2 separate regions of the Mus musculus genome follow, and region 2 is linked to region 1. A link is a loop called in an ENCODE intact Hi-C map of the cell type or tissue named here. Cell type or tissue: left cerebral cortex. All regions are shown on one strand. Links, peaks and the distances in the headings refer to the core of each region. The heading gives the core; the rest is flanking DNA.

Region 1 (17,104 bases), core at 4,130-12,129:
ACAGAAGACTGGCTTCCAGGTAGCTAAGAGGAAGATCTCAAAGCCTACCCCTATAATGACACTCTTTCTCCAACAAGACTACACCTACTCCAACAAGGCCATACCTCCTAATAGTGCCACTCCCTGGGCCAAAAATATACAAGCCACCTCACACTCAGAGCCAGTCAACCAGTCCATAAATTCATCTTCTAAGTCATATCTTACAAAGCTAGGCTGAGAACTTGATGGCTTCTCAGCAGCACTCATCACACCAGTGTACAGGACCTTGATATAAATCCTTTACCTCTTTATCCGTAGCCAAGCCCTATGGAATGACTACGTTATAAGACCAAATCTGTGCCTAGCCATAGTGAGAAGGAAAACACACTAGTCAAATCTGGGCAGACATTTTGCTGCATTTCAAGAGTTGAAAATTGGGTCCAGATTTCAGAGGAGCTCTATAAGACACACTGAGCCTGCCTCAGCACACATTTACAAATTATACAAGAACTATTTATGGTGTCCCAAATGGGACACAAGATGATGATGGTGATCTGTGGCCAGAGCTCTCATGGTTCAGCACCTTTTTTGGAAAAAGGTTAATTTTTGACTGAAGGCAGCAGGATCTTAAGCAATGGATACATGATCTTAAGCAGTGGATACAGACATACAAAATTCTAGTGACAATGGTAAATGAAGCTTTGTTTCTTTAGAGAGCTCAGGGACAACAGAAGCTTCCAGACTTTCTTTTCTTTTTTTTTTTATTAGATATTTTCCTTATTTACATTTCAAATGTTATCCCCCTTCCTGGTTTCCCCTCCGAAAATCCTCTATCCCATCCCCCCCTCCACCTGCTCACCAACCCACCCACTTCTGCTTCCCTGTCCTGGCATTCCCCTACACTGGGGCATCTAGCCTTCACAGGACCAAGGGCCTCTCCTCTCACTTATGTCCCAAAAGGCCATCCTCTGCTACACATGCAGCTGGAGCTATGGGTCTCTCCATGTGTACTCTTTGGTTGGTGGTTTAGTCACTGGGAGCTCTGGGGATACTGGTTGGTTCAAATAGTTGTTCCTCTTATGGGACTGTAAACCCCTTCAGCTCCTTGGGTCCTTTCTCTAGCTCCTCCATTGGGAATCCTATGCTTAGTCCAATGGTTGGCATAAGCATCCACCTCTGTATTTGTCAGGCATTGGCAGAGCCTCTCAGGAGACAGCTACATCAGGCTTCTGTCAGCAAGCACTTATTGGCATCCACAATAGTGTCTGGGTTTAGTGACTGAATATGGGATGGATCCCTAGGTGGGGCAGTCTCTGGATGGCCCTTTGCTCAGTCTCTGTTCCACACTTTGTCTCTGCAACTCCTCCCATGGGTATTTTCCCTCTTCTAAGAAGAACCAAAGTATTCACATGTTGGTCTTCCTTCTTCTTGAGCTTCATGTGGTCTGTGAATTGTATCATGGGTATTCCGAGCTTCTGGGCTAATCAGTGAGTGCATACAATGTGTGTTCATTTGTGATTGGGTTACCTCACTCAGTATGATATTTTCTAGTTCCATTCATATGCCTAAAATTTTCATTAATTCATTATTTTTAATAGCAGGGCACTACCCTGTTGGGAACAAAAATGGGGGGGCAGGGAAAGTGGGGAGGAAAAGGCTCCTAACTTCTGGCCAGAGTTCCTATGCTCTGGGCAGGCAGATGCAGGCAGAGCTGCTTTTTCACTCTGCCCAGGGGTGGGGGGGGGGGGCTGACTGGGGATCCTGGAGCTACCTTGCTAAAGCCCTGGGGTTGTAGGAGAGAGGGAATAGGGGAAGAAGTTTCCAACACTGACCAGAGTGTGCAGCAGGTCTTGATGGAGCAGAGACTCTCCTATGGTTTAAGAGCTTTATTATAGAAATGCAGGGGAAAGAGAGAAGGGGGAGAGAGGGGGGAAGAGGAGAGAAGAGAAGAGAAGAGAAGAGAAGAGAAGAGAAGAGAAGAGAAGAGAAGAGAAGAGAAGAGAGAAAAGGAGAGAGGAGAGAGAAGTGAGAGTTAAAGGGACAAAGGAGTAAGAGTAAGAGAGCAAGACCAATGGGCCTCTCTAGTACAGGGGAACGCCAGGGCCAAGAAGTGGGAGTGGATGGGTAGGGGAGTAGGGGTGGGTATGGGGGACTTTTGGGATAGCATTGGAAATGTAAATGAAGAAAATACCTAATTTTTAAAAAAGGGGAAAAAAGAGAGTAAGAGAGCAAGGTGGGGCTGAACAGACCTTTTTATGGACTTTACTGTTGCTAGGTTACTGGGGAAAAGTTTAGTCTGAAGGTCAGAAGCTTGGGCCATTGCTTAGGAGACTACTGACCATGCTTCTCTTGTGGGGACTGTGGGAGGTGGTACCTTAGGCAGGGGCCAGAGTTCCAGGATCATGAGGGAATGCCTACCGTGTCATGTCGGTGAATTATGACCATCGGGGTTCAGACCTCAGCTCGACTGGAGCCCAGCCTGCTATTCCCCACAGTACCCCATTGTGTAAATGTACCACATTTTCTGTAACCATTCCTCTGTTGAGAGACATTTGTGTCCTTTATAGCTTCTGGCTATTATAAATAAGGCTGCTATGAACATAGTGAAGCATGTGTCCTTATTACATGTTAGAGCATCCTAAGCTGTTACAGTGTGAAGATAAACATGTTGTTAGCAAAGAAGATATGAAGACTTTAGGACATTCCCAATGATATGCACAAAACCAGGATATTTTTTCCCTTATTACTATTAATGTACCTCTAGCAGATGAAAACCAGGAGCTGGCTTCACTCAGAGGAAAGGGTTTCTTTTTTGATTTTCAGATGCTGAGACTTCTTTGGTGGCCTTCCTTTAAATTATGAAAGAAAGGTTCAGTTTTCTGCAGTTGCTGTGCTGAGCAAGACACAGCTCAACTTTTTATATTCATGTTCCTGGTCACTATCAAGCTGTGACTTCACCATGATCTTTCAGACCTAGCCTTTCTTGCTCAAAAGATACTCTCAACAGCACTCGAGAGTTCTAAGCTCCCAACAAATCCAATACAATTTTTCAAATCTGTACATTTAAAATTGAATGCTATTTTTATTTAAAAGGCATATGCCATTACATATATCTTCATAGTGAAAAATTTTATTAAAAAAAAAACATAAGCATGCTGTTGGCTCTGTTGTGTAGATCTTTTGTTCAAATTGAAACATTTCTTCTTAGAGGAGGGCAGCCTCTCCAAACTTAGGAAGTAAAGGAAACATACATACAAGGCCTAGGAAGAGATAAAGTTACAAGGCTCAGGAAAGTCCTGAAAGTTACAAGGCATACAAGGCTCATCCACAAGGCTTCATAAACAGTGACTGTTGCTGGGAAGAGGAGACACTGGTGGGGTTTCCTGGTGGGGAGCTCCAAGGATTCCAGTTTTGCCAGTCATCAGGCTAGACTGAGCTTTTCTATGACAGCTACGATTGGGCACTCATGCTCCTGTGGGTAACCTCTTATTCATATTCCTCAAAGTAGCCTCCCAATTATGATTTTGTATGTAACACCAGTAATTTCAGTCTGATGCCTGTGTATTATCTGGGATGAATAAACATTTGTTCACATTTATCCACAAAAAGTCATAAAATAATCTCTTTTTCCATAATGAAGAACTCTATAGTATGTAAGCTGAGACTTTACTATGTCTTTCTATTTGTCCTTTCAATAAATGCAAATAATGTCACCTACATTATAGACTTCATTTAATTCCTATAAACAGAAACCTCTTATAGCAATTATAACATCTTAACATAATGATAACAATTATACAAATTATAAACTAACTTCTTTGGAGGCATCAAAATAGTATAGAGTGAACTGTAATTCTGGTAAGATTATTTGATTATAAAAATAGTTGTTTTTTTTTAAAGGAATTTTTTGTGAGACCAGTAAAATATCTTTTTTGTTGTTGTTGTTGTTTTTTGAGACAAGTAAAATATCTTAATAAAGAAATATATAAAATTGAATGTGGCCCAGAGATTCCCTAATTAAGGACTTCTGGGCTATACCAAGACCCCAGTACTTCCACTATTTGGTATTTTAAAGGAAACTAGGCTTAAATTTTTATTTTAGCTAAATTTCCCTCTGTATTCAAAGCATGGCCCTCACTGTCAATAAGCTATGGAGAAATTAAAACTTGGCTTCCATATACAAAAATTGCTTCTCTCTCAGTAACTGAACCGTACTGTAAATTGGCTCTGAACGCTAATAATTGATAAATACTATTTATACTACACGATTTCCAAATTCATAAAGATCATTGAATCATTGAAAGCATTGAATTATGCACAACAAAATTTTAACTTAGCCAGCCTTGTGACTTTGAATCTGCCTTGCATTTTCTACCAATTAATGTGGCGACCATTGTAACAGCCAACAAGAACAAGCTTGTCTATCTTAACACACTTGTACATGTATAGATCCTTAAACAGCATCTGCCACAAAGCACTCTCTTAGTTAAGAGACTTTGCTTTGATATTTCCCACTGAGTTTTAATCTGTTACATTGTCTTAATCATCTGTTTGTTTCATCAACCTGTAAAATAAGCTATAGCTTACAGATCACATAAGAGTAGTTTAATCCCCAAATAATGTAACACCTTTGTAGATGGTATCCTTTGAAGATGTGTTTGATAATTTTATTTTCCTGAAGAATATGATCAAAATATATTTAAATTTAAATGTATAATAAAAATTTTTCATTCTCAACAGGCACATTTGTTATGACTAGCATATTATTCTTACATAATTAACCTCGGCACAGTACTTCTTATAACTTGTTTCTGGTCTTCACAATAGCTGTGCAGTGTACAGAGGCACAGCAAGTAAGAAATCGCTGGATGTGGCCACTGCCCATGGAGAGAAGAAATAGCTTATCAAAAACTGGAGGGCCACCTCCAAACATAGAGGAAGGCAGCTGTTACAAAAACTGGATAGGTTTTATAAGAGTGTGTAGCTGGGAGAGGCTGCACAAAAGCTGAATCAGCCAGGTGGCTGGCTTTGGGACTTCTTCAGACCGATGAGGTGCTGACAGTGGCAGTTAGCAGTGTGCAGCCAGCTGTTATGGGCTTTTGAGAAATACTTTAAGTTTCTGTTTCCTAGCAAAATCTAGCTCAGGTGAGGTTTCAGCCTAGCAAAACCCAGCTCCAGGAGGGGGTCTAGTCATTGCCATCAACTCTGTCATTTTCTGGGCCTGCTTTATGACCTAACATACAGGTTGCATGTTTCCAATTTACACTTGAGAAAAACAAGGCTCAAACCCGATCTCATATTCTTCTGACACAGACACGTCACATTGTTATTGCCATGGCTGCTCTGGTTCAAACCTTTCTTCACTCACTAGGCACATGGAAAGTCAAAAAATAGATCCTCAAACCACCCACTAAAATATAAGATAATTCCTAAAGTGTTTGAGACTTTTGATGAAAATCCTATTAGGCACATTGATGAAATATATGTAAAGTATATCAGTTTCTACTGAAACTTTAAAAATCTTCAAACTAGACACCCTGATGCAATAGCCATATCCATGTTCTAGGAGCACAGCGATGAATGGATATGCAGATCAATTCAAATTTTCAGAAAAATTTGAATTTTTAGACTGAGTCACATAGTAAAAGGAGAATGCCACATAGCCATTCTAGATCTTAAAAACAGGCAGCATTTCAAAAGGAGGTGCGAGGCTAGTTTAGGTTGAAAGAAACGGCTGGAGAAGACACAGAGGACCTGGGAAGAGCCCCAAATACAGTAAGTCGTGGGCAGCTTACACCAGTGAGCAAGACAAAAATAAAACTCTGGAAAATGAATTTGGAGTTCAAGGATAAACTACATGCCTGGTGAGATCAGAATCCACAATAAGAGATTCTCAGTAGTAGGCAAGGATGTGGAGAAAGAGGAACACTCCTCCATTGTTGGTGAGATTGCAGGCTTGTACAACCACTTTGGAAATCAGTCTGGCGGTTCCTCAGAAAATTGGACATAGTACTACCGGAGGATCCAGCAATATCTCTCCTGGGCATATATCCAGAAGATGTCCCAACCGGTAAGAAGGACACATGCTCCACTATGTTCATAGCAGCCTTAATTATAATAGCCAGAAGCTGGAAAGAACCCAGATGCCCCTCAACAGAGGAATGGATACAGAAAATGTGGTACATCTACACAATGGAGTACTACTCAGCTATTAAAAAGAATGAATTTATGAAATTCCTAGCCAAATGGATGGACCTGGAGGGCATCATCCTGAGCGAGGTAACACATTCACAAAGGAACTCACACAATATGTACTCACTGATAAGTGGATATTAGCCCCAAACCTAGGATACCCAAGATATAAGATACAATTTGCTAAACACATGAAACTCAAGAAGAATGAAGACTGAAGTGTGGACACTATGCCCCTCCTTAGAATTGGGAACAAAACACCCATGGAAGGAGTTACAGAGACAAAGTTTGGAGCTGAGACGAAAGATGGACCATGTAGAGACTGCCATATCCAGGGATCCACCCCATAATCAGCTTCCAAACGCTGACACCATTACATACACTAGCAAGATTTTGTTGAAAGGACCCAGATGTAGCTGTCTCTTGTGAGACTATGCCGGGGCCTAGCAAACACAGAAGTGGATGCTCACAGTCAGCTATTGGATGGATCACAGGGCCCACAATGGAGGAGCTAGAGAAAGTACCCAAGGAGCTAAAGGGATCTGCAACCCTATAGGTGGAACAACATTATGAACTAACCAATACCCCGGAGCTCTTGACTCTAGCTGCATATTTATCAAAAGCTGGCCTAGTCGGCCATCACTGGAAAGAGAGGCCCATTGGACACCCAAACTGTATATGCCCTAGTACAGGGGAATGCCAGGGCCAAAAAAATGGGAATGGGTGGGTAGGGAAGTGGGAGGGGAGGGTATGGGGGACTTTTGGGATAGCATTGGAAATGTAATTGAGGAAAATATGTAATAAAAATATTTTTAAAAAAAAGACATTCTCAGTATATTCTCTGTTGTCTTTTTAAAATATTTCCTCCTATTTTACAAATTTCATTTGAAAGAGTAGATTTTTGACTGAATTTTCAGTTAATCAAAAAAGTAAATATACAATGACAAATGTATAGCCACTGTAAAAATGTATAGACACTGATGAGCTTATAGCATGTTAAGACATTCAGGTTTTATGCCACCCACTGTTTTTATAGTTCTATACATAGCACTTTTAGTTTGATAGCAACGCACAAACATAATATTTAAAAAGTGCACATTGACTACTCAAGGAATCTTCCCGTTAGAAATTGTAGGTAGAGGGAAACAGCCTTTTAACTAAAATTAGTTTCATGAGTTAACTCTAAAGAAAGCATGCCGTCACTCAAACTAATAGGACTTAATGGTTAAATTGAGAACTAAGTTAAATGTGCCCCCCCCATCCCGCCCCCATTTGTTATACTGTGTTCTGCCTCTCTGCCCAGATTCCGCTGATGGGAAGAAGGCAGAGCAGAGACCAGAAGAGAAAGTAGACAACCCGTGTTTCCCTTAGGCAGTACATCCCTGGTGTACTGCCTAGAGAGGGAGTCAGGAACAGAGATTTAGATCTATACTTCTCCTTAGGGCATGTGCACACCAGTCAGGAAGGAGGAGGCAGAGCCGGAGACAAGCAGGGATCCAGTCTGATTGGAAGAGAGTGACCAGTACCAGGAGAGGTGGGAGAAGAGCAAAGCTACTTTTGGGAGTCATAGGCCTGGCTCTTTTCGACAAAGGGCTTCCTGTGGTGATCTTTAATGAAGTAGCTCTCTGAGATGACCCTTGCTTGTTCATATTGCTTTATTTGGGGTGGATGTTGGAGCACACACTTTACTCAGGGTAACCAGGGATTCTATACATCTTGGGGGAAAGGAATGAGAATATCCAGGAATCGAAGGCCATTGGCTGAAGGCTAGGGCTACCTAGATGCCTCATTAGCATGAAGAAGAATTCCAGGTGCTATGCTAAGTGACTGACTGCCCATGGTTCTCTCAGTTGTGTCTCCTGGTTGTGTGTTCTGGAGCAAGTACAGAGATAGGAAGTGGCTCTATTCCTGCCATTCTCAAATCTCTGAGATTCTCCATGTTTGAGCTTGCTCAGCCTTACCAGTTCTTCTTCCTGTCTGGTAGCATGGTCCCACAGGCCTGACACCCCTTTCTCTTTGCCATCACTTTTGCTCCCAACTCCAACCAGTCTCTTGTAACAAATTAGAACATAGATTACATATTTTTAAAAGCCCAATTATTCTTAAACCTTTTGTATTTATTAGTATAAACATCCCAATCATGCCGACCAATGAGTATATTCCAATAAGCACACATTTTAGCTTGCCAGCCATAACTTCATATCATTCCCTTATGAAAATACAAACAAGGAGAAACAATACAATCATGGATGCAACTGTTAGTCTACTTTAATTTATATTGTCCAGGTATAAGCAATTGAAGCCGAGCATCACTTCTTGAAGTCAAATGCCACATCCCTGTGCCTTACGATGCACATTTCAAATGGAAATAAATACCAAGAGAATCTGGTAATTGGGTGTGATTCCACATATTCTTATTCTAGCAAAGCAAATCACAACAGGGGAGTCCTCCAGGCCAGAAAGGATCTGAAAAGCACTTTGTTGAACGGGTTTCTCTGTTCCTTCAGCCTGAGTCATTCCCACTGTCTTAGCTTTGCTGCCCTCCTCTGGAATTCTTGCATTACCTGGTTCTCTTTTTCAAATGACATGGAATTCGTACCTGATCTGTGGTTTTTTTTTATCCAACTTCTGATTGAAGAGGGCACTCTGTAATCATCACCTCTCATCCCTGTGTTCTATTCCATAATGACATGAGTAGGCTATTTTATGTGACATTTGTCCCTGGTGAACACTCCAGAAAACTGTTTTTCAGAGTATTTCTGTAAAAAGAGAACTTGACTTTTTAACCCTTCTGTTAGGACACATCTTTCCTCCTTGTATTTTACCTAATAATTATCTTCTATTCTCTTAGCTACTACTTTCATTTTTAATTACATCACAGTTATTGATCAATATATTAAATATGTTCAATAGCTTCAATGATTTTGAAAATTTTTATTCTATTGAGTTGTATATTTATTCTGACAATTTTTTATAGACTGTCCAAATCTATAACTTGTTCAATAAGATAACGCATCTATAGCACTTAGATCAGGGATAAAAAGAATATGAGCATTGTGTTCCATGAAAAATGAAATGATGGCATAGGAATAATATTACCTTGGTAGCATAGAACTTGTGGGAATGACCAACCAGAAATGACTAGTCTAACTTGATGTTCACATGACAAGAGAGTGTCCATGCCTAACAGTCCCTGGATGGCCAGGTACCTCAGGCTCAACAGGCAGAGATCTAGGATAAAACTAACATGACTGAAAGAAAAAAAATCAAAGTAAATGGAATGATTCCTAATGATATCTTGCTATATTCACAGATGTGTGCCTAGGCCAATCATCAATAGAGAGGCTTCATCAGCAACTGATGGGAGCAGATGCCTAGAATCACAGCCAAATACTAGGCAGAGTCAGGGAGAACCCTGCAGAAGAGAGGGAGGAAGGATTCTAGAAGCCAAAGGGGTCAAGGACATCAGCAGAACACAGCCCTCAGAATTAACTAAGCAAGGCTCATAGGGATTCACAAACACTGAAGTGACAATCACAGAGTCTGCATGGGTCTGAGCTAGGTCCTCTGCATTTATGTTATGGTTAAGTGCACTGGATACTCTGTAGAGGGCCCAGGTTCAGGTTCCGGCACTCACATGGCTGCTCACAACTGTCTGCACTACAGTTTCAGAGGAATCAATCCTGCCCTCTGGTTTCCACAAACATAGCACATATGTATAAATACATAGATACAAGTATCCATTCAACACCCAAAATATAAAATAATATACTTAACACATCTTTAGTAGCCCTGGGTAGCTAACAGTTATCAAATAGGACAAAGCAGTCCTAGACCAAAATGCCAGGCATAAAAGTCCTAAATTAAAATTGCCTATTAACCTTTAGAGCATTCTAACTTTGGTAATACTACCTGAATGCATATGTGTAAGTTTCATCTCAGAGAAGTTTAGTAATTCATGCATCTGCTCTCAGCACTTAGAAAGCTAAGGCAGGGGCATTGCCTCAAGCTTGAGGTCAGTTTGTACTATGGTATGAGATCTTTACACAAGACAACAGAAGAAGAAGTCTCATTTCAACTTTCTGTATCCAGAGGAATTTTGGGATATTGGTGCTTCTGCATGTATGTGCTGATGCGTGTCAGTGTGCCGACAAAGTGCAGCCATGCTGGGTACTTGTTGTCAGCTTGATGCAAACTAGTATCAGCTGGAAAGGAGGTGCCTCCTTGGAGGAACCGCCTCCGTCAGATTAGCCTGTTGGTATAACTGTGAGCATTTTCTTCATGATGGTTGATGTGGAAGAGACTAGCCTACTGTGCATGGTGCTATCCCTTATCAAGTGGTCCTAAGTTATATAAGAAAGCAAGATGAGCAAGCCATGGGGAACAAGGCAGTAAGTGGTGTTCCATCATGGTCTCTGATTTTGGTCCAGTTTTGGCCTCCAGATTCCTATACTGTGTTTCTGCTCTGACTTCCCTCAATGATGGACTATGACGTAGGGATTGTTAGATGAAATACACTCTGTCTTACCCAAGTTTTTATTTGGTCATGGTGTTAATGACAGCAGCGGCAAACTGGGATGATAACACATAAGCTTTGTTCTTCTCAGGAAACCTATGAAATCTCATTGGCACTTTGAGCCATGGCAATGCAATTCTCTTTGAAGAATGTAATTGTCCCTTCCCATCTCTGGTGCTGGTAGGAACCCCAGTGAACCTTCTTCAGGAAGTGCTCATTCTCTTGATCTCCCAACTTTGAGTAAAGATTGGCTAATAATTGCCAGCAACTCCATGGCTAGGAGTGGGGGAAATAGGTCTGATGACACCTTTATCCCGATATCACGCTGTCTCCAAGTAGTTGGCATTGTAAGCATTACCAAGAGTTGGATTAGCAACTCTTAGCAACTCATTAGCAAGAGACTGAAGAAAAGAACAATTTAAAAATAACATTTTTAAAAGTTTTCCTTTTAAAATTATAATCCAAAACACAGGGAGTAGTGAAGTAAAAATCCACAAATTTTATTTTAGTAATATTTTCAAAACATGTATTATCAGAGTTAAAATATATCAAATATACTTATAATATTGAACTTACACATACACAAATATGCAGGCTGTGCACACACAGTGGTGTGTGGAGGGGTATGGGAGTTTGCCTGGTAAAATTCTGTCAATTGGTACTTCTGGCTGGTTATATTTGATATTTCAATTTTGCACATGTACATTTTTTCCAATATTAATTCCTATTAGTTCTTTGACACCATTTTGATTATATTCAGGCCTTCTTCCCTCAACTCTTCTGAAATCCACCCCTTTCCCTAACTACTCACCCAAATTTGTGTCCTGTTTTTTGTTTTTCTTTTAAGTATTCAAGACCAATTTGTGCTGCCAAAAAATTATGGCTTCCCCCGCCCAACCCACACTGCAGTGTGTTAGTTTGAACACTTAGGGAAAACAGTCTCTCCCTTTCTCAGGAGCTAATCATTACCAACACTCCATGGCTAGGAGTGAGAGGAATGGAGAACTCCATTTTTCACACTGGGACTTGATCTGGGTTTGCACAGGTTTCGTGCATGCTGTTAAAATTCCTGAGTGCATATGTGTAGCTGCCCAGCTGTGCCCAGAAGATACTCTTTTCCTTGCGGTCATCCATCTCTGGCTCATACAGCCTTTCTGTCCCTCTTTCTGCAGTAATCCTTGGGAGTAGGGTTGTGGTGTCTATGTTACCTTTAGGGCTAAAAATACTGCTGTCTCTTGGTCTCTTCACCTTTGCCAGTGGTTGTCTCTACTAATCACTATCTACTACAAATAGAAGTTTCTCAGTGAGGGTTAGCAGATACATTGATCTATGTATAATGATAAGTCATTAGGAGTTGGTTAAACACTATGATTATTTAGCAGCATGGTAGTAGTAGGTTCTCTCTAGGACATGAGTGAGACCTGGCTAGCCATAGATGCTTGGATTGATTATAGAATGAGGTTTCATTTTCTGGAGCCAGTTTTAAATCCATTCACAAAGTGATTGGTTATTACCACCATGTTCATTGAATTAATTCATGTGAGAATTTCTTATAAGTCAGTCATTATTATAGCTCACAAAATTCGTAGCTTGGTATTATTATTTTTATTAATATATACCTGTTATACTTATAGATGAATTAAAGTGCTTTCATAAGCATGAAAATATATTTGTATCTGTACGTGTTTGTTTTTATGGGGTTTATCTTTTCAAAATCTATCCATTACAAAACCAAGAACAACCATCCACTCACTTATCTCTCACCTCTTTTTGCATTCATGACTGCAGATATGATTATCGGCATTGTGGTCCTAAAGGTCTCAAACCCCCATTATTTCTGCTATTGCCTATTAACTACTCATTTTGATTTCTACCAACTGGTCTGTAACAAAATACTTCATGTTTCAATATTATGTTCAGAGTGCTTCTCTACTTTGTCTTTCCTCTGATTTTGTGTGTGTGTGTGTGTTGGGGGGATGTGCAGTAAGTTAGTATTAAATCTCATCTGTGAAGCACAGACTTCTAGACACAGTCTCATGACTGGATGTGACAGGGTCTTTGTGCCCAAACTGACTCCAGCTAGCCTTCTGTACGTATTCACACAAGAGACACATATGGTATATATACATTAATGTCAACTTCTTAACATGATTTTAAACATTTTAATTTCAAATGTAATTTGACCTGTTTATAGTAAAGAGTGAAATAAGAGTAAAGAGAAACCATCTCTTTAAAAAAAAAAAAGTGGAGAATCCAGTACTACCCAGGCACCAGGATATAGACATCATGTTCTTCGGTATCTCCCGTTTAGCCCTGTAGTGACCCCAACAGTCCTACTCAGTGAGAGATAATAAGCAATAGCTCGAACTGAAAGGTAAACTTCATCAATGACAACAGAAGCTGGCATCAGTTCGGCTTGAAACAGCTTACTTACAAAGATTCATGGGCGCAGATTTTTCACTTAAAATGTAATTGGAGATAGCATTCAATATGTACCATACACGATGGAGCTAAATGCTAAAATTCATAGTTCATTCCAACTCCATTATTCAACAAAATTTGACATACCAGTTATATTTACAGATGTTCTATGCCCTGGAGATTTGACTATGATCAATCCCTGCCCCACCAACACACATGACTTTTCAGTGAAGGGGAATAATAAAACATTAAACAATGTTCTGAAATCATATGGGACAAAGGACTTTGATAATAGAGAATGACTGGTAGCCACTATCCACCTATCTATAGAAGAAGTCACTTTAGAAGGCAGTGTTGAACAGAGAACTGAGTGAAACCACGGAGCAGGACAGATGTGTGGGAAATGAGCATAAAGAGTCTCAGCAATTGACCCATCCTAATACATGGCTCAGCTGAACCTGGGCATCTCTTAAAAGATTTCACATTTCAACATGTAAAGATTGTCTTCATAACTGTCCCTTCCAGGCCATATACTTCACGGAGGGAGGACTCTTCAGCGTTGACAGAATTGAAATATTTCATACTGCCAAGAATCCCGTGAATGATTTGATACAATATGTCAGTTGCTCACTGGTCTGACAGATGATGTTGTAGAAAGTGGCATCAGGAAGAACAGAACGTTAGCAGTCTCTGTGGGAAGATGCTCACGGGGCACATAACGCGCAGAAACCACCAGGAAGTGGCAGGACCATTTGCTCTTTCTAGTTTCCAGAATAAAGCAGCTGCTGTTTACCAGGCTTGGTGTGCTCCTGAGTTATCTCAGCATTCTGCAGATGAGTTTGTTCATTCTTGGGGTGTGTGGGGGGCAGACAAACTCAGTGTTGCAGAGAAATAAAGTTTCATCCTTTTTCAGACACTTGTCATGAGCCATTTCAAAGCTGCCAGGAAGGATGAAAATGCAGAAGGAATGGTGACTGACATGTTGCTCACGTCTCTTCTGAAAGTTTACTTTTTCTCATTTGATTCTTACAATAGCCAAATTTGACTTTGCTTAATTTCATTTAACAAAATTATTTTGAGCATTATTCATGTAACTTGTTTTGTTTGATATTCTTGACTGCCAATTTGACTACCTCTGGAACTTAAACCCAGAAATGGAGGACACACATGAGAGGAACTTTTTTTTCCCTTAATTTGAAATAGGAAGAACCATTCATACTCTGGAGGTTTGAGTTAGGAAGACATGTGCCTTTAATCCAGATCTTGAGGTGGGAAGACACACCTTTAATCTGGGTCACTCCTTCTTCTGAGAGCCAATATAAGGACATGGAAGAAGAAGCTTTGCTCTTTGCCTTTTTATTCTCACTTTGTCCGCAAGTCCATTCCTTCACTGGTATTAGAGTCTTCTTATTCTTCAGAATTCCAGTCTCTACTTAGGTCCTAAGATATCCAGTCTGTGAACTTTATAGCTTCTGGATTCTTAGCCTTTGCATTCATATATATGAGAGAAGACAAAAATGATTCAGTCTGTAAGTTCAGCTACTCTACATAACCTTGACAATATATATTTATAAATAGTTAACTTATGTTATTGCTCAAAATGTTTCACTGTATGGAAATGCTACAATTCGTTATGCATCCATGATGGACTGGGTTAATTCCAATGTGCAGCTATCATAAGTAAGACAGTTAGGTAGCATGGAAGTCTGCATAAGCCTGTGTCCTAGCAGTGGAAACAATGGGCTATGCTATGGTATATCAGCAACTTTACCAGGAACTACTCAGTTATTTACTAGTGCCAGTTTTTACTGTTTCCATTCCCGTCAGTAGCATGAGCAGTTTCAGTTACTCTAGTTCCTCACCAGGACTTGATCAGGCTGGCCTTTCATTTAGCTTACTGTAGCAGGCACATAACTTTTCTTGTGACAATGGTAATAACCAATGTTTATCTGCTATTAAGTGTCTAAGCAAGTACCTGTGAGTATCTGCTATTAAAAGTGTCTCAGCAACTACCTGTGAGGTGGCTCAGTGGTCAAAAACGCTTGTCATGTAGACCTGACATCCTTAGTTTAATCCCAGAACCCATGGTGAAAGGAGAAAGCAGACTCCCAAAGATGTCCTCTGACTTCCACAAGCAGCACGTCACATGCTCACAACCACACCCACAAATGTCACACATATACACAAGTATAGTAGTACAATTTTAAATTAATAACTTGTCCCCACACTCTTTGTCGAGAAAATGGTTTTAGCCCTGGGCTGCTTTTGCACTTTTTGTCAAAAATCAGTTATCTTCTCTGTGAATCTGCTTATGGATTATTTTTATGAAAAGTGGTTCTTATTGCCAAGTTATGATAAAATATTAATAAATATAACAAACAAATTAAAAAAACAGTAAGTGAAAGTTGGTAGCAAAGCAATGGTCCATACAACTTTGGTGTCTTAGTGACTTTTCTATCGCTATGATAAAATATTCCAAACAAAAGCATCTTTAGGAATAAGGCTTTATTTTAGCTTATGGCTCCAGAGAGATAGAATCCCTCATAGCCAAAAATCTTCTCATAGTAGCAGGAGCAAAATGCTGGTAGAGGAAGGAGACAGAGGAAGGAAGGGAAAAATGAAGAGAGGAAGAAGAGACAACAAGAAACAAGACAAAACTATAAACCTTTAAAGCTTTCCACAATGATACACTCCATCCAGAAAGGCTCTATCTCCTAAAGGTTATACAACCTTCTCAGTTGGTGCCACCAACTAGAAACCAAGTGTTCAAATACTTAAGCCAGTGGGGACATTTCTCACGGACACCACTGCAGACTGCAATCACAGAGAAGGTGAGCTGTGGTTGAATTTTCAATCTCTGTGTTAATGATATCAGAATTGTTCGTTTATTATAAGTGAATGATAAAAAACAGGTTTTGGTAGCTGATGTTTAGTGTATATAGTTGGTGAAAAAAGATGTCACTTGCAAATATGGAAAAGAATTTATGAATAAGGAGTTTTGTGGAGATAAAAGTCCAAGTGTCCACTCTGGGTGTTTTAAGTTTTACCGTCATAGAGAGCATGTGAGTTGGGTGGGTGTCAGGTGGATAGAGGAGAGCATATTATTAATGACACTCAGCTAGATAAAACTACTCAGGAATATGTGGGAAGCTAGGACCAAAAATTTGCCCAGCCTACAAGATTAAAAATTAAAGATGGAGTAAAAATTAAGATGGAGTAAAGATTGAGGTAATGACCAACCAATGATTGCCCCAACTTGAGACCCACCCTGTGGAAGAGAGCCAACTCCTGACACTATTAATGATATTCTGCTATGCTTACAGATAGGACCCCAGCATAACTGTCTTCTAAGAGGCTTCATCCAGAAGCTGATGAAAACAGATGCAGAGTCCCACAGCCAAACAATACACAGAGCTCAGGGAGTCTTGTGAAGGACTGAGAGAAAGATGGAGAGAGCTCGAGAGGTCAAGGACACCACAGGAAGACTTATGGAGTAAACTAACTTTGGCTCATGAGGGATCACAGAGACTTAACCACCAAGCAAAGAGCACACGTGGGATGGACCTAGGCTTCCTACATATAAATAACAGATGTGCAGCTTGGTCTTCATGTGGGTCTCCCAGCAATTAGAGTGGGACTGTATCTGACTCTGTTACCTGCCTTTGGATCCCTTTCCCATAGCTGAGCTGCCTTGTCTGGCCTCAGTGGGAGAGGATGCACTTAGTCCTACTGCGACTTGATGTGCCAGGACAGTTTGATACCCATGGCAGGGGCGCCTCTTCTCTGAATAGAAGGGGAGGGGAGAATGGGAGAAGGGAGTGAGAGGATGGGACTGGGAGGAGAGAGGGGGGTCTGCAATCATAAAATAGTGGAATAAATAAATAAATAAATAAATAAATTTAAAGAAGCTTTGCACATTATCAAGTGCCTCTAATCTCAACATTCAGAAGGCTGAGGAAGGAGGATAATGAGTTTGAATCTAAACTAAACTACACA
Region 2 (13,133 bases), core at 229-8,228, 220 kb before region 1:
AGCACAACTTCCTGATTACATATCTGGAGGTATACTACCTCTGTTTAACAATGGTTTATGTTATATAGCCATTTTCATGCTACTACATGGATTGTTACATATTTCTTTAACTACCAATAAAGAATGGGTTCTGGACTCAATGAATTATAGACTGAAGGAGGGCAGGGGTGAGTTTGAAGAGCACGAGTGTACTAACAACCACTCCTTGGTCAGCCATTTGGAAGCCAGGTCTTAGTCATCTAAAGGGAATATCTAACTCCATGTTGAAATGGTGGAGCAGGAAGCTGGAAGAAATGTTGACACCCAGGACAGGACAGTGCTACTTATGTGACCCATGAACATTTTAAAGCTCTAACTCCCTATTCCCTTTCCATGAAATAAAACTATGAAGCCAAACCATTTCAAAAAAATTTCAAATTATAAATTTTTAATTTTTTAAAAAGTATTTTTATGTGTGAGAGTTTTGTCTGCATATTTATAAGAGCATCCTACGTCTGACTGGTGTCAGATGGGGGCCTCGGGTCCCCTTGTGTTGGGAGCCGCCCCCACATTTGCCGTCACAAGATGGCGCTGACATCCTGTGTTCTAAGTGGTAAACAAATAATCTGCGCATGTGCCAAGGGTATTTTACGACTACTTGTACTCTGCCTTTCCCGTGAACGTCAGCTCGGCCATGGGCTGCAGCCAATCAGGGAGTGATGCGTCCTAGGCGAAATATAACTCTCCTAAATAGGGAAGGGGTTTCGGTTTCGTTATTGGGGTGGCTTTCGCTTTTGGGGCTGGGGGTTTGCGCTCCTGGCTCCTGAAGATGTAAGCAATAAAGTTTTGCCGCAGAAGATTCTGGTTTGTTGTGTTCTTTCCTGGCCGGGCGTGAGAACGCGTATAAGACCCTTGTATTGAATTATAGGTAGTTGTGAGAATCTATGTGGTTGCAGGGAATTGAACGAGGAACCACTGAGGAGCATTCAGTGCTCTCTGGCTGAACCCACTGAGCCAGAGAATTGTATAGATGTATGCAGTGAAACATGATAATATTCCCCCACACCATCCTCTGAAGCATGACCCTTCCTAACTTCATATTTCTTTTTATCAACATCCCATAATATCCTAAGCAGTACTACCCATTTGTACTTGGCTGTGTAGGCACCAGTAGAGAAAGGGAAAGCTACCAGAGGCCATATATTTAAAAAAGAACAATTCTCCTTCCACAGGAGCTATCAATTGCAGATAATTTCTCAGTAAGGTACGGTGCCCCACATGCTCATGCTCCATATCTGATGCAGTTGTGTCTGGGTGGAGCTTATGTCAGAGATTCTTTTCATTTCTAACACTCTTGATCTAAATATAAATAACAAAACAAAAATGGACAAAAACCTATTGAATTTCATCCAAAAATGAAATATATTATGAGTCAATTCATTTATTTTTCACTTATCTGTCATGGTTGTGGAACAATGTTTTGGATTTATTTTTCCTTATAGATATAAGGCTTCTTTCTTCGTTTCTTTCTATTGTTCTTTCTTTCTTTCTTTTTAAAGATTTATTTATTTTATGCATATGAGTACACTGTAGCTATCTTCAGACACACCAGAAGAGGGCATTGGATCCTATTACATATGGTTATGAGCCACCATCTGATTGCTGGGTATTGAACTCAGGACCTCTGGAAGAGCAACCAGTGCTCTTAACCTCTAAGCCATCTCTCCAGCCTGGATATAAGGTTTCTTGTTAAACAAAACATTAAAAATATCACACAAGACTATTTTATTCTTACAATCTTCTACAAAATCTTCTATAAGAAAAGGAATATAAAACTCTACCAGAAATTTAGAAATTACATCAAATGTTTTAAATCATAGTAGCAACCACATACTCTTTAAAGAGAGGCTGTATGAAAATGAAATAGAAACGATTACCTATGAAAGTAAGTTTTAGTTTACACAAAACATCCTGGTTTTTTCTTTTTCCCCCTCCATTAATAGCTTTTTTTAAAATTTTAATCCTGACTCCTGTTCTCCCACTCACAGAGTTCCTACCCATCCCCCCTTCTCCTCTGAGGGGGTGGGGCCCCCTGGGATGGGTATTCCCACCCAGCCTGGAGCATCAAGTCTTTGCAGGGTCTGTTACAGCCTCTCTCACTGAGGCCAGACAAGGCAGCACAGTTGGGGAATGGATTCTACAGATAAGCAACAACTTTAGGGACAGCCCCTGCTCCTCTGTTGTTGGGGGGACCCACATGGAGACTGAGCTGCACATCTGCTACATATGCCAGGGGTGGGCGGTAGTATGTTCTTGGGTTGGTGGCTCAATTCTGAGAGCCCCCAAGGGTCCAGGTTAGTTGACTCTCTTGGTCTTTCTACGGAGTTCCTACCCCTTTTGGGGCCTTCAACCCTTCCCCCAACTCTTCCCAGGGAGTCCACAGCTCTCTTGGCTGTGGGTCTTTACATTTCTTTCAATCAGTGGCTGAGCAGAGCCTCTCAGGGGACCATTATACATATACAAAACATTCTTGAAGCAATATAGATCCTAAAGAAATAAACTGGAGGATCCAACAAGGAAAACCCACCTCTGTTCATCCAAGGAAGAAGAAAAAAAAAAAAACAAAACATGGAGAGCAAGTTAAAAAGGGAAGTCTTCTGGACATGTGGACATGTGATAGTTTATATTGAAACAACTCCCAAAACTGAAAGAATTAGGTAGACCAGCTGCAGGAAGACCATTCCTGAGAGGATGGGGGTGTGTAAAACTCGACAGTTACATGTTCTTTGCAGAGATGCATAGGTGGGGTGAAATATCTAGAGATAAACTAGGACTGTCGGGCTGTCTTAGAATTTACACAGAGGAGATTAGGACAAAGACAAGGAGAAACTAATGAAAGATTTCAAGCAAACTACAAAGTATGAATACATTTTGAGAAAAATGATTTTCTCTTTATACAAGGAACAGGAAGGAAATAGGAAAGAGAATATATCAAAGGCCAGCAAAGAGACTCGGGCTGTAATTCAAGGCAAAGATGATGACTGTAGGCACGGAGGACAATGTTAGGAAGAAAAGAGGATTGTGTGAGAGAACATCCAGAATTAATAAGCTTTGATGAGAGGTGACTGCTTCGGGAAATGGAGCAATCAGAAATTACCCTTAGATTTCAGGATCGTCTAACTGGGCAGCTGATATTATTACTGAGGTCTAAGACATTGCTTATGAGGAAATAAGAGGGATGGGGAAATATGGTGATTATATTTCTTAGCTTCCTAAGAAGTCCTCTGTGCAAATATGACTGGGGCCATACATACACAGACCAATGTGCAAATAGCACTAGCAGCTAAGGGGAGAATTTAGCTGACTGTGAGGTTGTTCTAAAGTACCTGGAAGGTTTCTATTAGCTTGGATAGTTCATGGAAGCTTCTTCTCCCCACAGTTAGAACCTTCAATGTTAACTGTCTATCCATAATAATTCTTGTCCTGCTTACAACTCTCCTTTCTGGTAGGGACATGTGCTGTGGTGACTTATCATCAGACCTAACCCGTGGGAATGGCAGTGTGCTGGAATAGGGAGTGTCAGGAGACCCCTTATTAACTAGCTATGACAGCATGGACCCACCCTGTGACTTCATTTAGCTCTAATGGGAGGGAGGGGAAGTGGGTGGTTTTAACTCCAGGGCTGTCTGCCTAAGAAGTGTTAGGCTAAACAATTAGTTTACACTTTAAAGGATATGCTGAGAAAATATCAGGAATAAAAATTTCCCCATTTTGATTATGTAAAATTTCAATGTAGACCAACATTGAAAAAAAAAAAACTACAGTATTTTCTATGTCTCACACTCAAGTTGACATCATAGCAAATGTAGTTTGTGCTAATTAATTTAGCCACTCCTCCATTCATCCATGAATTTAGCGCACTGTTTGTGCTTCAAAGTAGTTATGGGCATCAGCCCATTGCCTACCAGATTCTTAGGCATCTGTAATGTTGAATAGAACTAATATTTCTGATTTCTGGTAAAGTTAAGCACACAAAATGCGAAATTCTTCAGTGTTCATTTACTGCATTAAAAAAAAAAAATGTGTGTCCCGGTGGAAGCCAAACCCCTGTCAAAGAAAAATCATCACCACCATCCAAGAACTACTCCTCACACTGCGCAGTTCACTGTCTACCTTCCCACAGGAAACCACTCTTCTGTTTTTCTAAATTCTGGATTTCATCCACGTGAATGCAAGTATTAAACACTCTCTTATGTGTTTTGCTTAACTTTTAAAAGGTTGTTGCTGTCTGTGTTTACAAATCAACATGAGCCCTCTGCTCCACCTCACCCCCAAAATCTATACATATTTTTAGCTGTCGAATTATACGTGAGTGCACGGTTCCTGTTTGGAATACAGCAATGGTCAAAGTTCTTTTAATTTTCTTTGTCAAGATGAATGTCCAGCCCTTCAGCACCATTTGTGAAATGTGAAAAATTTTTCTTCCCCAGGAAACAACCTCTTTCCCAGTTATGTACCCGGAGTTATGCAACTTAATAATGCTCTTGTTTTTGCATAACTACATGTTTGTTTTCAAGAAAAAAAATTTTAACTAAGGTAACACCTGCCTCATCTTCGGCAATGCGAGTCACAGCAGAGCAGTTGAGTCTGGCCCAGGCTGTCCTCACCCTCACACACAAAGGTTGTTTATGTACTGGGTACTGAGGCTCCTCTGCCCACTCTGATGATTCAGAGATGTGGGAAATGATTGGGCTTGGTTCTCACAGTGCTCTCTCAATGTTGCTTCAGTGGCTCAGTTCCCCAGCAGGCAAATTGTCTCACCAACTCTGAGAAAGTGTTTCCCGTGAATTCCATGTTTCATTCACCTTTCTCACTTGGACTCACTATCATATTTTCCCATACAGCCTGTATCTCGAAGCCTGAGGGGTTCTACTGTTATCAAAGGAAACTTTTCTTTCACCCCACCAGTGGGAAGTGCCCCCTTCAGGCACTCCCTAGGCATTTTGCTCATTTCTCATTGTTATCCTTCTGTCTCTTCTCAGTCTCCTCAGCCTCTCAGTTATCCTTATGTTTCTTCTGTGCCTCCTTTCTCCTTACCTGGGCCTCTGTTAAGATCAGTCTATTCATCTTTCTTTGCACTCTGGCACATTAAGACAACTTTTATGATAGCTCTGCTGTATGAAATAATTGGAGTTTTCTGAGGAAGTTTCTAAACTTTTATTATGTTTTTAATTTTAGGCATGAGCAACAGGAGGGGTAGATGCATGCCACCGTGTACATGTGGTGGTGAGGGGACAATTTTGTGGTTGTTGTTTCTCTCCACTTTTACGTAGGCTCTGAGGATCAAACCAAGATTGCCAGGTTCATAGAGTGGCAAACACTTTTGTCCATTTGGCAATCTAGCTTGCTGGACCATGAGACAGTTTAAATTCTATGTCTGTTTCATCATATTTATACCTATATTTATGCTAAGAACTCAGAGCTTGGTGACTTAGCTTTGGAAGTTTAATCATCTTCCAAATATTATAGAATAGAGAAAGCAATTCTCTTAAAGGAGTAATAAACATGGATAACTTCAACTTGTGCTTATTCTAAATGTCTTTGTATATGGAAATCGGGATAACAATTGTAAGACAACACTTAAAGGATATTCTCTCAAGAAGTCCATTGGGTAAGTAAAGCCTACTACTTTCCAAGAAGACTATTTGAGATTCCATGAGACTCTCTACTGAGGAGATAGGCTCCTAATCTTGTTATTTGTTATTTGTGCTGTTGTGGTATCACTAAGGACAGGCTGGGTTATTTTGCAGTAATAGATACAGAAAATCACAATGATAACAATAGGATCAGTAGACTACTCATGTGTTTACCAACACATTACCTTATACCCCTAACACTGTCAAGCAGGCTTGTACAAAACAGGAGTATGCCCAGTCAGGGAGGAAAAGGGAAAAGAGGCAAGGCAAGCTATATTCTGACTTCCTGAAAATATCACATAGTAGTTCCACCTGCATTTATTATTTTTAATAACTTTTAATTATTCTTTGGCTATTTAATATAGTTATACATATATATTAAGTATATATAACAAATATTTATCACATTCTCTCTCTCTCTCTCTCTCTCACACACACACACACACACACACACACACTCACACACACAAACACACATACACTCACACAAAGCATGTCTCTGATGTCCCCTCCTTCTGACGTCCTTCTCAACATGTTTGGCTCCTAGTTTCATGAATTTACTTTAAATAGCCAATCGAGTTTCATTAAGGATATGTATATATATGGGTCTGGGCTTATTTCCCCAAGCTATTGGACAACTTACCAGTGGCTATACCCCTGAAGTCTTTCTACATACCTCTGGCTGACCTGGAGTTTGCTCTGTAGACCAGGCTGTCCTCAAATTCACAGGGATCCACATGTTTCTGCTTCCTGAGTGCTGGAATTAAAGATGTGCTCTATCACACCTGGCTCTTTCTGTGTTATCTGGCTCCATCAATTACTAAGAAGCACATAGTGAAGACTTTTGTGGCTGCAGTTGTAGATTTGCCTTTTTTTGTTGTTGTTGCTGCTGTCTAATTCTGCCAGTTTTCATGTCTTTTGACCTTATGCTGTTAAAATTATATACATTTAGAACTGCCAGGTTCTCTTGGTGAACTTATCTGTTCATTCTTATGCGAGTCTCCTCTTTTATTCCCCACCCAACTCCCACATTTCTGGATGAGGTTTCTTGATCTGAGTCCTACTGGAATGTGAATGATTCTCGTTCAACTTCTTTTGATTGCCATTTGAACGTACAGATTCCTTTGGACTTTTCCTTTTAACTTGTACAACCTTAAATCTTACTCTGGTGAAAGTTGATTTGTTCTTTTATGAACCTGGTTAGACTCTTCCAATATCTTCTACCTATGGGTTTCAATATCTAATGTCTTCTATTGCTCAATGTCGTCAGGGTGTTAACATTTGACTACAAATTATGGATCTGTTGTCCAAAACTCTGACCCAGGATGGTGAGTTGGCACAGACGGTAAGAGCACTAACTGCTTTTCCGAAGGTCCTGAGTTCAAATACCATCAATTACATGGTGGCTCACAATCACCCATAATGAGATCTGACACCCTCTTCTGGTGCATCTGAAGACAGCTACTGTGTACTTATTCATAATAATAAATAAATCTTTAGGCTGGAGCAAGAAGGGACTGAGCAATCGGGGTTGACCAGAGCGAGCAGAAGTCCTAAATTCAATTTCCCACAGCCACACGAAGGCTCACAACCATCTGTACAGCTACCGTATACTCATATACACAAAATAAAATAAATAAATCTTAAAAAAAGAAAAAAGCTCTGACCCATGCTCTTGATCATTAGATCCAATCCTGACTGGGGGTGAGCCAAGGGTTTATGCACATTTTGTACAATCGCATTGCCATGTTGATCCTCTTAGTTTCTCCAAGGATTTACCGGCTTTCAGGATCCTTCTTCTGGTCCTGGACTTAGAAAGTCACAGCATTAGCTTATATTGAGCATTTCTTATAACCAAGTTAACCACTAAGGTTAAAAGAGGGAAAAAAAAAAGGAGTGGCAGAGATCATCCCCCCACTTTCTCTCCTTCAGTGGTCATGAAATGCACAAATGTCTATTGAGCCCCATTAAAACTGGCACCAAAATAGACTTGGTTGAACTGGTTCTCTGAAAGACCTGGTCAGAAGAATGCCCACTTATAGAGCAGTGTGTGAGTCTGGAGTTTACACCATCGTCACCTTGCCTGGATCAAAGGCTTCAAGTCATCAGAATAGGGATGGGCTCAAAAAAAAGAAAAGAAAAGAAAAGAAAAGAAAAAGAAAAAGAAAAGAGAAAAAAGAAAAAATGGAAAGAATAGAAGGAGACTACAAATGAAAACAAAACAGAAAATACAAGGGTTTTCCCAGGTCTTCCTGTTCCAGGGGTTCATTCTATCACATTTTATACAATAAAGAGGGCAATTATTTTTTAATTGCATTTATCTATGTAATTAATGCATGTGTGTGTACACCTCCATGTCCATTCCTATGTACGTGTGTGCAAGGACACACACTCCTGCCTATATTATAGCTCTTGTTCTCTCCTTTTACCATCAAGGGCTGCAGAATCAAACTCAGGACTTCTGGCTTGGCAGGAAGCACCTTTACTACCAAATCCCCTTCCCATCTTTGGTGTTAACCACTTTTTATCTGGCTACAGACACATACTTAGGCTTCATTGTAGTCTAAGTCTCAGTATGGGGTCATCTGTGGTTTTGTTTACTCTTTTTAAAATTTTGCTACTATTAATTATGCTTGTTTGTTTGTTTTTGAGAGGTCTCATTGTGTAGTTCTAGCTGTCGTGGAATTTGTTGCATAGACCAGGCTGTCCTTGAACTCAACAGAGATTCTCTTGCTACTGCCTCACAAGTGCTGGAAATAAAACCCGCCTGGCTTTTCCCCCTTTCTTAATGCAACTACTATGATCTTTAAGTGCTCATACAGAGGCTCTATGAATTCATGAGGGTTTGGGTTCTATTCAGAGGGACACATGTGCTTACTTCGTGTTGCACCTCGATACTAAGGCTGTCATCTACCATGTCTCAACAGTTTTCCTGTGCTCACATACAAAATGGAGGACTCCCTTTTCTTAGCAGGGCTTCCTCTTCTCCTGATCTGGGAAGCCCAACCCACACTACTTGAGGAATGTCATGTAATCCCTGAGGAAATTAAAAGTACAACTTCCTGGAATGCCTTTCCATGCAAATGAGGTGACCTCAGTACACTAAGCCTCAGCTAATGAAACTTCACCTGGAAGAAGAACCCCTTCCCACACTCTAAGTTCATATATATAGCGCCGTAGGTCACCCTAATTAAACCTATGAATACAAGCCTACATTGAATTAAGGTATGTGAATAACCTACGATCATCTCAAAGATTGCGCTGTAATGATAAGATTCTCCAAATGGCTTTCTCTCTCTCCACTCCCAGTCAGACAGCAATCCTGCAGACCTCACCCATTCCAGACTCTGCTTCCTCCTTTCCTACCCAGTTATTGTGCAAGAGAAGACATGGACCTCGGAACTAGGCTCTGCTCCATTCTTCTCCTCAACCACAATGCCACATTTATCCTGATACACAAAATATCATTCCAAAGTAGTTTATAAGTATAAAGTTGTGCTATAAATGATGACTTCGTCTTTAAAGGGTATTAATCTTAAATATGAAGATGTTCAGGTTCTATACTTTCAAAATAACTGTCTCTATTATTTTCATAAAATGCCTCTCAAATTTTCTTTCAAGAATACCACTCCTCGCCAGGCAGTGGTGACGCATGCCTTTAACCCCAGCACTTGGGAGGCAGAGGTAGGTAGATTTCTGTGTTCAAGGCCAGCCTGGTCTACAGAGTGAGTTCCAGGACAGCCAGGACTACACAGATAAACCCTGTCTCAATAATAATAATAATAATAATAATAATAATAATAATAGTAGTAGTAGTAGTAATAATAACAATAATACCGCTCTTCCTTGGCCTGTTCCCATATGGGCATTTACATACACATACATACACACTGGCATCACATACACATGAGTCTGTAAGGAGATGAGAAAGCTAAGTTCATAACAAGATTCTGATTACTTTCTATGCTTTTAAGATTATATCTCTAGAACTGCAGGCATCTAAATTGTAATGGCAGTTAGTCAAGGCATGTTCCCAACACAGCTGAAGATGCTCAGATTCACTCGGCTGTGCATTTGTAGGGTCTCAGGTAGCAGGGATTAGTCTACACACAGCACCTGATGGATGTGTCGAGACAGTACCCTCCTCATCAGAGATAGAGCATAGCTCCTAAGTGTAAATGGGTCATTGTGACAATTTGCATATGCTCTGAGTGGCACTATTAGAAGGTGTGGCCCTGTTGGAGTAGGTGTGTCACTGTGGGTGTGGGCTTTAAGACCCTTATCCTAACTACCTGGGAGTATTCTGCTAACAGCCTTCAGATGAAGATGTCAAACTCAGCTCCTTTGGCACCATTCCTGCCTGGATGCTCCATGTTTCTGCTTTGATGACAATGGACAGAACCTCTGAACCTGTAAGCCAGCCCCAATTAAATGCTGTCCTTATAAGGGTTGCCTTGGTCTTTATGTCTGTTCACAGCACTAAAGCCCTAAGACAGTCGTCAAAACCCAACTCATTACATCTAGAGTGTTGACATACTCAATGGCTATAAACACATTTAAATTGATTCAAAATGCTGAGTAAATTACTCCATAAAGCCAATAGCATTTCGGGAGAAGGGTTAAATGCCCCTTTTTTTTCAGACTGAAATTTAAATGATCTTTTTAATATATAGGGACATTTTATTTCTTTTTCTTTCAAGACAAATTCCAATGTATCCCAGTGGACTTCAAACACACTGTGTAGCCAAGGGTCATCACCTTGGATGGCTGCTCCTCCCACTTGGCTCCTGATGAGATTACAGGTGTGTTACACTGTGCCTGCTTTTGGCAGTAGGTCTTTCTTCTGTGTTTAGAAGACCACCTAAGTACTTGACACTCATAGATGAGATGGGTAAACTAGACCTGGCTTTCTTTACTGATGAACTTGTTTGTAAACGTGTTCCTAAACAAACGAGAGGGATCCTGATAAGCTTCCATGGTGATCCCTTGATGTTATAAGTAACCTTTTCTACCTACACACCCACCCACATTTCTGATTCTGTAACTCTGGAACCTGACCAGTTTTAGGTGTTTTGGTTCCTTTATGGAAGCTCTAGCCATGCCTTTCAACTTCAAGCTGGTCCATACCCTCAGCTTCCTTCCTTATTCTTTTCCCCTTTAATCGTATCAAATTAGCCAAAGATCAAAGTGAAGAGCCTGGCACTCTGCCTGCACTTCAGCTCTGTGGGGGCTTTTGGAAAATGTAGCTCAACTGTTTATGCTCCTAGGAAAGCATTTACATTTTTTAAATGAGCTTGCCAAGACAGGTTAGTTCTTTATCTTCAAAACCAAGCCCTACTTTTGCTTGTTCTGGTTTGGTCACACAAGAGCCAAGGGGCCAGGATGAGGCAAAGGTCCCTGAAAAATTAAAGTTATCCCTCCTGCTAAGGATCAAAAGTATTTTGACTTTGATGGTGTGCATGGATTAGGGTGGAGATCCCTGTGCAAGTGTGGAGGGCACTGTAAAGTAAATATTTATAAACTCAGAGAAGTGGGCAACAGCTAATTATCATGTTTCCTTAAAATACATCTTCAATTTGTCCATTGAATCTGAGCACATTAAAACGCTCACCACTGGTACAGCAGTAATCACCTCCTTGATAACAAGGGTTTGGAAAGGGTTTTGTTCCTGAGCTACAGTGTCAAGCCAGGGTCCCCACCAGCCATTGCAGTTGATTACAAATGTCTATTGCTTGCTTTTACTTAAACGGTAGAAAAGTATTTCACCAAAGGCAATTTACACACAATAATAACATTACAGACGTTTTTATGAAAAAGGGATTCCACAGCTAAGTAAATTTGGGAAAAGAGTAAACTTTCTTCTCCGAGATTTAGGATGTCCTTTACCTAACCAAAGGGACGGCTTTTCTCTTTTGCTTCTATTGTTGAAAAACAGAACAACAGCAAAAAAATGTTGATACTCTTTAGTCAAAATTTTCCATTTTTTTTTCATAATTGTTTTTTAACATGTGAGCCACTATATTTTTTTAGAATGGATAGAAAATATTCTTGTCACTCCTGCTTATGCATTGGCAGAGACACATTCATGATCGCTTTATAACAAAGAAATTCTTGCAGAAAATACTTGAGTGTTGATTGAGCGCCATCTAAACAGGTGCCAAGATCACTTTGCTTGACTTCTTTTTTCCTCTCCTTGTGAGGATCTTGCAGATACGGCTATCTCCCATGCCTTCACCAAACTAGACACTAAACTCTTTCCTCTTTTCAAATTTCTTTGGTTATAAACATTATCTTATTGCTTTAATCTACTAGCTGAGAGAAGTTGCAAGATCAGTTCCTGTGTTTGCCCACTGTCTCTGTCTCCCTCCACCTCACCCAACCCCTTCCAATGGTCTTTTTCGACTTTTCTACAGCAGTAATGTGGATTAAAGCCTGATCTTTTAAGGTCCTACAGGTATCTGGGAGGAGAAATATGTAAGCAAGCATATGCATTCGACTTGTTATTTAACCCATAATAACTGTCAGTGATATAGGGTTTGTCGGCATACGAGAAATAGTTGTAAAGTCAGATAAAAATAGCTTGTTTCTATGTGACTTTGTACAAGCTGTTTTACATTTCTATGACATAAGTCCTCCTTACAGTTGAAGCCACTAAAATGTGTAAAGTCTCTGCAACTTAACAAGTAGACAAAGCAGTTACAACCACAGCAAGAATAGCTTCATGGTTGAAATGACCTTAAAATCTGTTATTGTCAATTTCTCATGTGCTCACTCATAAAGCCAGCAAGGCTATATGGCATGATTTATTTTACCAGCATCTGTAACTGAATTCTGATGATGCTGTATAAATTATTCAATAAACATCTACTGGGCATTCTTTTCTAGCACTGACCAAATTCTGGAAGCAAGGAGAGTATAGGCTCCTCTGCCTTCTCTTTTCAGTGGAAGAAAGAAGACACATGTGTCCACACCTATACCTTCAAGTAGTGACAAGCATTTCTTTCAAAATTTTACCTGAATGTCAACTTTCTACGTCTTCCCCATTCGGACTGTACTCTAAGGCACTTTCTTTTTGCTTGTGTGTTAGTAAAGAAATGGATTTTCTATAAAATAACTGGTGGTCTATAGAGCAGGAGCTTATAACAAGTGACTGACAGAAGCATGGGGGGACATCACACACCCATTTTCTTAAATTTGAGGTAGTCTCCATCTCTGGTATCCTCTGGGTGACCTCGCAGGCTCACTATCTGGTCTGAAACAACATAAGCTGTAAATAGAGCAGAATGGTAATCATCTTCATGTTAATCCACCCTGGTTCAACATTCCTGTTCTGTGGCAGGGAGATGGGACATAATAACACATTTTCTGCCAGAGACAGAGACAGAGAGAGACAGAGACAGAGAGAGACAGAGAGAGACAGAGAGAGACAGAGAAGGGAGGGAGGGAGGGAGGGAGAGA

The links. Peaks named below come from ENCODE experiments on the same cell type or tissue, not always from the same donor. Only the 100,000 strongest peaks of a DNase experiment are listed, where the experiment ranks them.
Region 2: a loop joins it to region 1, with 4 times the contacts of the local background. A loop is called at or near these places in 13 of 42 quality-filtered maps.

What each region holds. Positions count from the first base shown.
Region 1 is chr4:81,102,807-81,119,910 of GRCm38, forward strand. No RefSeq gene overlaps it. Among named protein-coding and RNA genes, the nearest start is that of Lurap1l, 200 kb to the left of the region's middle. In left cerebral cortex, for the core only: a CTCF peak has its summit at 8,728 (motif pointing left); DNase peaks (open chromatin) are centred at 5,747 and 8,696.
Region 2 is chr4:80,882,175-80,895,307 of GRCm38, forward strand. No RefSeq gene overlaps it. Among named protein-coding and RNA genes, the nearest start is that of Lurap1l, 22 kb to the right of the region's middle. In left cerebral cortex, for the core only: no CTCF peak of the experiment used is centred there; a DNase peak (open chromatin) is centred at 4,707.